Linked DNA regions of Mus musculus: region 1 is linked to region 2. A link is a contact called in ENCODE Hi-C or POLR2A ChIA-PET data. All regions are on one chromosome and are shown on one strand. The core of a region is the stretch at or near the end of the contact, and the rest is flanking DNA. Distances in the headings are between cores, read along the strand shown.

Evidence for each region. A loop is a pair of places that touch in the nucleus more often than their neighbours do. ChIA-PET counts read pairs that join two places held with the same protein, here RNA polymerase II (POLR2A).
Region 1: a loop to region 2 is called in a map of T-helper 2 cell, with 2.3 times the contacts of the local background. The contact joins the promoter of Dzip1 here to the enhancer-like site in region 2. A Hi-C loop is called at or near these places in 8 of 37 maps with a recorded cell type or tissue (CH12.LX, T-helper 2 cell, gastrocnemius and 3 more). POLR2A ChIA-PET finds 5 or more read pairs at or near these places in 1 of 5 experiments (Patski).

Annotation. Positions count from the first base shown.
Region 1 is chr14:118,922,870-118,926,889 of GRCm38, reverse strand. Dzip1 (DAZ interacting protein 1) reads left to right here and starts at 1,420. Exons shown (of 22, transcript NM_025943.3): 1 at 1,420-1,749; 2 at 2,372-2,465; 3 at 3,723-3,979. The coding sequence starts at 3,977.
Region 2 is chr14:118,837,294-118,841,119 of GRCm38, reverse strand. It overlaps a transcript of Cldn10 not described here. Among named protein-coding and RNA genes, the nearest start is that of Cldn10, 16 kb to the left of the region's middle. Within about 2 kb of position 1,501, at least 1 of the 3 ENCODE cell types and tissues checked has a DNase peak (open chromatin) inside an H3K27ac peak, as active enhancers do; it is gastrocnemius, where a contact is called at or near this core.

The sequences.
Region 1 (4,020 bases), core at 171-2,670, 86 kb before region 2:
TATCAAGAAGGGAAGCCCGGGTAGTTACTTAAGAAGGAACCTGGAGGCAGAATCTGAAGCAGAGACCTCTGAGAAGTGCTGCTTACTGGCTTACTCCTCAAGTTCAATCAGATGGGAGAGGGGGAGGGGGAAGGGAGGGGAAGGGGGAGGGGAGGGGGAGAGGAGGAGGGGGAGAATGAATTCAGGATCACCTGCCCAAAAGTGGAACCACCCACAGTGAGCTGAGCCCTCCCATATCAAACAGTAACACAGGAAATGCCCCACAGACATGCCTGCAGGCCAATCTGATGGAGGCAATTCTTTAATTAGGTTCTGTATTCCTAGGTGACCATAGTTAATGTCAAGTTGATGAAAACTAACCAGCACATTATTTTGTGCTAATATCTCCCGCATTTGTGATTTCTTCTAATTCTTCGAATTGAATTTAAATAGATCTCAGTTAACTGAAAGACCAGCTATAAGATAGTTTTCAGGTTGCAAGGGTCCATGATTTGCCAAAGAATGATACCCTGGACTCAAATAGTATGTAAACGCAGAATGTTTTATTCTGCAGAAGTCCACCATGCTGGGCTCTCCCACTTCCAAGATGGAGAGTCAACCAAGTGAGCTCGCAGGCCGGATTTAAAGCACATTAAGGGATGCTGAGGTAGGTGACCTCCATCTGTTAGGTCCATCTCTATGGGCATTCCATTACCAGGGTGTGGGAGCTGGGGAGGTCTGGAAATTGTTGCTGACCCATTGTCCTTGCCTCAGACCAGCTGTCAGGGCAGCTTCTGAGGCCTGGACTTGCCTGGACCAATTGCCCAGTTCTTAAAAACAGAGATTTAGGCCTAGTCTCCTTAACTGCTAATCTGAAGCCTGCCATGGAACCCATCAGCCTAGCCTTCTCAAGGCAGAATACGGACTTCCATCAAGTGTGTTAAAAACCTAGTTCCTGCCGACTTCTGCTCTGTCATCTTGTTAGTTTCAGAATCCAACACTCATCGTGAGTGAATATCATCCCCTTAGATAGGGTGTTTTTATGAGAGGCACTATTGAGCATACGGGGATCCTTCCTCTCCAGCAGGATCATAGTTCCAACTTCAGGTTAAAGAGGCGCTCACACCTTTTCTTAGCTCTAGAGCACATCCGCATTAGACCCTTGAAGCTCTCTTTTATCTGCAGGCATCTCCAGCTAAAATGCAACTTTTCTGGGAAGAAAAATCACAGCTGCCCTTCAGAGGAATCAGCGAGCTGAAAGAGAGAATTACTACCCTGTAGAAGTGAATCTGGGTTCTTTTTGAAAAAGTCTTCCCGGGGCTAGCACCCAGAGCCAGCAACAGAGCTCAGCGTAGCATCACGTGTCTGCAGCAGCTGCGGGATTGGAGGAGCGTTTTTTTAGTGCTGCGGTCTAGGCGCGGGCGGTCCCGCCCAGCTGCCAGAGGAGCCGGGTAAGCGGAGAGAAGAGGCCACCAGAAGACCGTAGAGGGGAGGGGGCGGGAGGGGGGTGGGGCAGCCTTAACCACCCACGGCCTGGAGCCTGGGAGGACAAGGAGCGACGCTGGGCTACCCGCCTCGTCACAACTTGCCCGGACCAGACACGCTTTATCTTGCGCCCTGGAAGAAGGAGCCGCCTGCCTCTTGCTGCTCAGTTGCTCCTCGGCCTCGGCGAGCCCCGCCTCTGCGCCAGCAGCAATCCCGGGATCTGGATCCCCCGTGACTCCCCGTGCCTTGCAGCGCCCGGCTTTCGCCCAGGAGCGCGCAGCTGGGGTGAGCCGAGGTCTAGGATGCTCCGGGCGTCCGCCGGACTTCAGCCACACAGAGCATCTCGCATCTCTGTTGGCGAAGTCGGGCCTTCTTCCCTATTCTGTCTGCTGAGATCCGCAAGACTGCAGATCTGCAGCTCCCCTCAACCCGGCTTCCCAAGCCTTTGTCTTTTCGGGTTCATCAGGCCAGCAGTACAGTGCAGTGTGCCCAGAACATAGGCTGCACAGGATTGGGAACCCAGTCTGGGGTGGGAGTAGGGGAACAGGAAAGTATGCCCCCTGCCTTCCTGTTCCGGCCATCTTGTGGAGGATTCGACCTAGGGGGTAAGGATGGCTAACCGCAGATGCCCTAAGCTCATGGACTGCCAAGACCTTGGGCCTGCACCGGTTCTTACTGGGTCTGCTGCGGAAGCGCGGGAGCCTCTCCCAGGTTCAGCTAGAGAGCCTTTGGAACAGAGCAAAGGTTCACCCGTTTAGCAAGGCAAAGGCAAAGAAAATAGGAGGGTATGGGCCTGGAGCCATTATCTTTTTTACTGAACACCTAAGTCAGTCGACCGTTTTTTTGATTTTTGTTTTTTGTTTAATTAACCAAGCACATTCTAAACGCCCTTTCCTTTCTGCACTAGGTGCTTGAAACACAGCGGTGAGCGACACACCTCCCCTGTTCCCGCTGATCCTGCCAGCCCAGTGGATGGAGCCCAGAATCCACAAACCTGCCAGGTCCGTAACCCACACGGGGAAACTGAGGGCTAAGGTCAGCAGATGTGTTCTAAGCTAGGCATCAAATACATGAAAGAACCAGTCTTTAAAACGGTCTATATTCTTAGGGCTTCTGTGCTAGGTTGCAGTAAAATGTGATTTTCTTATTGCCTCAGAATCTTGTGAATGTGTGCCTTATATGAAGTGTATGTTTTATTTCCTGGACACTTTCATGTGGATTTATTTATATTACTATGGAAAGTGCTCAAAATAGTTGGTTCCAACTTTACTTCCAGATAGTTACTGTGAATTGTATTTTCCTTTCTTCTGTTCACGTATTTGGTTGTTAGGAAAGAAAAAAATTTTCCTGATGGTTGGTCCAAGCAGGGCCTCCCTGGTGGATTGAGGAATGCCTGGCTTTTCCTCAGCTCCTTGATCCCGGAGGTAACCACAGGCAGCCTCCAGAAGACCCCTACAATGAGAGGCCTGGGGTCTGCAAGTCGCTGCTAGAATTTTTTAAAGAATGCAGCACCAACACAGATTTGTAAGGTAAATACTGTAGCCCGGTAAATCTTCATAGAAAGCTGAAGGTCGAAGATCCCATCCGTTTTTAACTTCACCGTTTTAAGATATGTTGAATGACATTTTTTTTTAATTTCAAAAATGGAATGGCAAGCTATTGCATACACTGGGCGAGTTATCTGGTTTGTGTTCTGACAAGTTGTCAACGCTGAGCTGCCAGCCCACAGAGGGAGAGCAAGACCTTTTAAAAGAACGTTGGAAGTAAGGCATTTAGAGAGGCTGAGGAAAGAACAAGTGTAACCTTACTGTGGAGTAATGCACAAAACGCATCCTTAATTTTAAAAATACAATTCCATTAAAGTTGGCAAACGTCGATGCATACATCCGCATAATTAATACCACAGTCAAAATACAGAACGCCCCACCCCAGATTTTCTTCCGGTCCTTAACCCCTCACTTAACTTTATACTTACTTTGTTGCTACACGTTTCCCCAACCTGTGAAAAAAAGACAAATGTGTATTTCTAATCTCAGAACCTAACGCTAGCATAGGGATGGATGGCCAGAAGACCACAGCTAGGACTTGGAGACGTGACCCCACGCATGTTTTAGGGACTCAGTGGGCCCCCTCTTGAAACCAGGGAGGGTGGTGTCAGGGAAGGTGGCGGCCAAGAGATGCCCCACCACACAGGTAGACGAGTCCTGTGGCGTCTCCTGCTGGTCCAAGAGGTCTTCTCTGTCCTTCTGGTCCCACAGGTCCCTGGGCGCATGCTGAACGCGCGTGGGCGGACACGCCCTGTACTCCAGGTCGGGGCAGGGCGCTGCCATAGCAACGTCCTGGACGCCCAGATCCTAGGCCGCCGCCGCCGCCGCCGCAGCCGCAGCCGGGGTCTGGGCCATCAGAGGCTCACGAGGAGAGTGGCGGCGGCGGCCCAAGGCGGCCAGGGCTGGGGAGACGACTCTGCTCCGCCCCTCCAGCGCAAGCCTAGGCGGCGGACTGGCTTGCAAGCATGGTAAGATGCACGAGGCCGGAGGTGTCTGTCCCGGGATGCAG
Region 2 (3,826 bases), core at 252-2,751:
GACCTGACTTAGGTCTTCATGCTGTGTTCTCCCATAGTTCCTTCTCTTGCTGCTATGGTAAAATGCTAGGGCAAGAGCAACTTACCAGAGAAAGGGTCTGTTTGGCTCATGATTCCAGGCTGTAGCAACAGGGAATCACAGTGGCAGGAACTAGAAGGAGCACCATATTAAATCCAAAGGAAGAAGAGGCATGCTATCTCCATTTTATGCAGCTCAGAGAATGGTCCTGGCCACGGTGAAGATGGGTCCCCCTCATCAATTAACTTAACCACTCAAAAACATTGTCAGAAACAAAGCTTAATCTAGACAATCCTTCCCAGGACTGGGATTTAATGGACCTGAAATCTATCTTCTCTCTTTCCCTGCCTCGTTATTAGGAGTTTAGAGCTCTGGCATGCCTAACTGTGGAGGGGGAAATAAAGACAGTGAGAGGGCATGGCTTCCTTCTGCTCTTCAGTGACAAAAAGGAAAACCAAGATGGAATGGGGGAGAAAAGGGAAAGATGAAGAGGAGGGAAGAAGGCTCAGTCTGATGCAGAGCCAAGATGGTGAAAAGATGACAGAGTGTGAGCACATATAACAGAGTGTGAGCACACATGACAGAGTGTGAGCACACATGACAGGACAGAGTGTGAGTACACATGACAGAGTATGAGTACACAGGACAGAGTGTGAGAACACATGACAGAGAGTGAGAACACATGATGGAGTGTGACCACACATGACAGGACAGAGTGTGAGTACACATGACAGAGTGTGACCACACATGACAGAGAGTGAGCACACATGACAGGACAGAGTGTGAGCACACATGATGGAGTGTGAGCACACATGACTGACAGGACAGAGTGTGAGCACACATGATAGCATGTAAGCAGACATGATGGTGTGTGAGTACACATTACAGAGGGTGAGCACACACAGTGGTGTGTGCACACATGACCAAGTGTGAGTACACAGGACAGAAGGTGAGTACACATAATGGCGTATGCACACATGATGGTGTGTGAGCACACATGATGGCATGTGAGCATACATGACAGAGTGTGAGTACACATGAAGGAGTATAAGCACACATAATGGTGTGTGTACATAAGATGGTGTATGAACACACATGACATAGTATGACCACACATGAGCAGACAGGAGAGTTGGAGTCCTGAAGAAACCTCACAGTGCTATAGAGTTTGCGCCCCTACACACACTGGCTGTTCCCCCCACTGATGTCCATTCACTCATATTGGCCTTTTGAAGACTAGGACAGGAGCCTACGATGTGTCACTCCAAAGCCCCTGTCTCTCTAACAAGAAGGAAAGGAGACACAGAGTGCAGGGAGTTTGGTTTGCTTTGTGCACACGGCCCGGTTTTCTTTAGCTCTAGCCGTGGCACCTATGTTTATTTTCATGGCTGGAATCAAGCACTTTTTAGAAGGTCCCTCAGCAGGTTAATGACAGAGCTCAATTTAGCATGCACAGCTGCTGACTTCTCAGTTGTGGCCCTGGGCCACTGGGCCACGTGGCCAATGTGCCTGGTGTTCCAGGTCACACACTTGTCAACAGCAGGGTGCTTCCTAAGCCCATTGTTGTGAAGACGTTTTATTAAGCATAACTTGTAAGAAAGACTGAACTCCCAAGCCTTGAAACCTTCAAAAACTACTGCCTAACTCCCTCAGTTCTAAGTGAGCAAGAGTCACATAGGAGTAAGAAACTGGTGGTGTTGATGTCAGTAGACAAACCCTGATACCTACCTCCCACCCCTGCAGCCAGACAAACTTTGCCCCACTGTCACTGGCATCTAAAGCATGTGTTTCATAAAGTAAATAATCCAGACATACATGAAATAGTGGTGTTGAGACCATAGGTGTGGCGCGATTGTATCTTCCCAGGTAAGAAAAGCAACCACCTTTAAGAATGAAGCCCCATCCTCACCCCTGCTTCTACTTCTCTATACAGCGAACGCACTCTATAACTAAGGATAAAGTTGAACTTCGGATTCTCCTGTTTCCTCCTTCTGAGTTGAGACACCACGCCTGGTTTTATTTTGTGCTAGCCAAGCACCAACCAGGAGCTCCATTCTTGGGCCCCTACCTTTGTACTTTTTAATTTAATTCTTATTTTTTAGAGGCAGGGTCTGACTGTGTAGTCGTGGCTGGGATGACGCTCTGTACGAAGCTCAGGCTCCTGAGCGTGGGGACTGCAGCTGTGTGCCACCACACCCAGCACTGTGTCCCATTTATCAGGGTCACTCTCCAGCATGTCAGCTCTGTTTATCCTTTTTCTTATATTTCAGAGGATGTGGCTTAAATGTGAAATGTCTCCAAGGAGTCACACCTCCACTTGGTGACTACTGTGTTACAAGGTTGCTGTCCTGTTAATTTCTGCCCGAGTGGTATGCATACCTTGCTGTCACTATAGGCCTGTCTGTGCAGCAGAGGCTCACGTCCTGTGCTTTTTTTGTGGGGAGAAAGTGCCAGGTGCAGAAGCCTGAGTTCAGAATTTAACCCAGCCACAGAAAGAAGAATCGGGCAAGCAAAATAAAACACTCCAAAATCAGCAACAAAACAACAAAAAACACGGGACCTTTCTGTTTGGAGCTGCCATTCTGGGGAGTGAATTTTTTAAAACCCTAATTCCTAAGTTTTACCTTAATTCAGACCTTTTATGTATAGGATTTGGTGAGATAAATTTCTGCTGAGTAAGGGATAGTTTAAGCACATTGCTGTAGTGTAGCATGGCTCCCCTTTGTCTGTCCTCCCATCTCCACGATTTGCATTATTGTCATGCCATCCCCTTCACTAAATGCACACAAGTCATGAAAAGACACAGGCACCGCAGAGACTAGAGACGGAAATCTATGTACCCCTCCCTTTTATCAGCCACTGCTCCCTATGTGAGGGCAGAGCTCTACGTGTGTGTGTGTGTGTGTGTGTGTGTGTGTGTGTAAGAGAGAGAGAGACAGAGACAGAGACAGACAGAGAGAGACAGAGACTGACAGAGACAGAGAGACAGAGGGGCAGAGAGAGACAGAGACAGAGAGACAGAGCCTGAGATGTGAGCAATCTTAGTGATGGGTGTGCGTGTCTGCATGTGTGTGTGAGAGACAGAGAGACAGAGACAGAGACACAGAAACACAGAGATCAGTAAACCCTCCTTTGAAAACCCTGATTAAACTTTAACTACCTTATACAAAGTCTGAACTTGATCAGGTCATGGAACATCCTATGAGCTGTGTTAGAGTAGAAGCAATCTAGAGTTAGGCGACTGTACACACAAACTTGGTGTTTCATTTAAAGTATCCTATCTTAGTTTGATTTGGTTACCCCAAACAGAAACCCCCTATCTTAAGCCTATTTCTCTACCTCAGTTCCTTTCTGAGTCTGCTCTAAAGAAGCAAAGGGCTTTTAACTCGGCCTCACAGACAGGAATGATTTCACACACGTGTCACACGCTGCTCTAAGTTACAGCAACTACAGGATTTAAACACTGGCATGAGCAACAAAATTTCATAAGTTACTGATATTATTTTTTCATGAGAAATTTGCACCCTCTTTTGGGTAAAAACCTCTAAGATGTTTAAAAGTGGTCTTTAAAGGAATGAATTAAGGGCTTAAAATAAACATGGTTTGGTTTCAGAGGCCGTGGGAAAGGAGGAGAAGTGACAGATATGGCAGTGAGGAGCCGGGGTTCACGGGGCTGCCAGGCAAAGCCATGACTGTAAGCAAAAGGAACAACGTGAAGGGGTCCAATCACAGCTCTGCGGTTTCCATTAAAAGGCTTTAGGGATTGTACCCAACGCTAAATTATAGTGTTCACTGGGACCAGCATGTT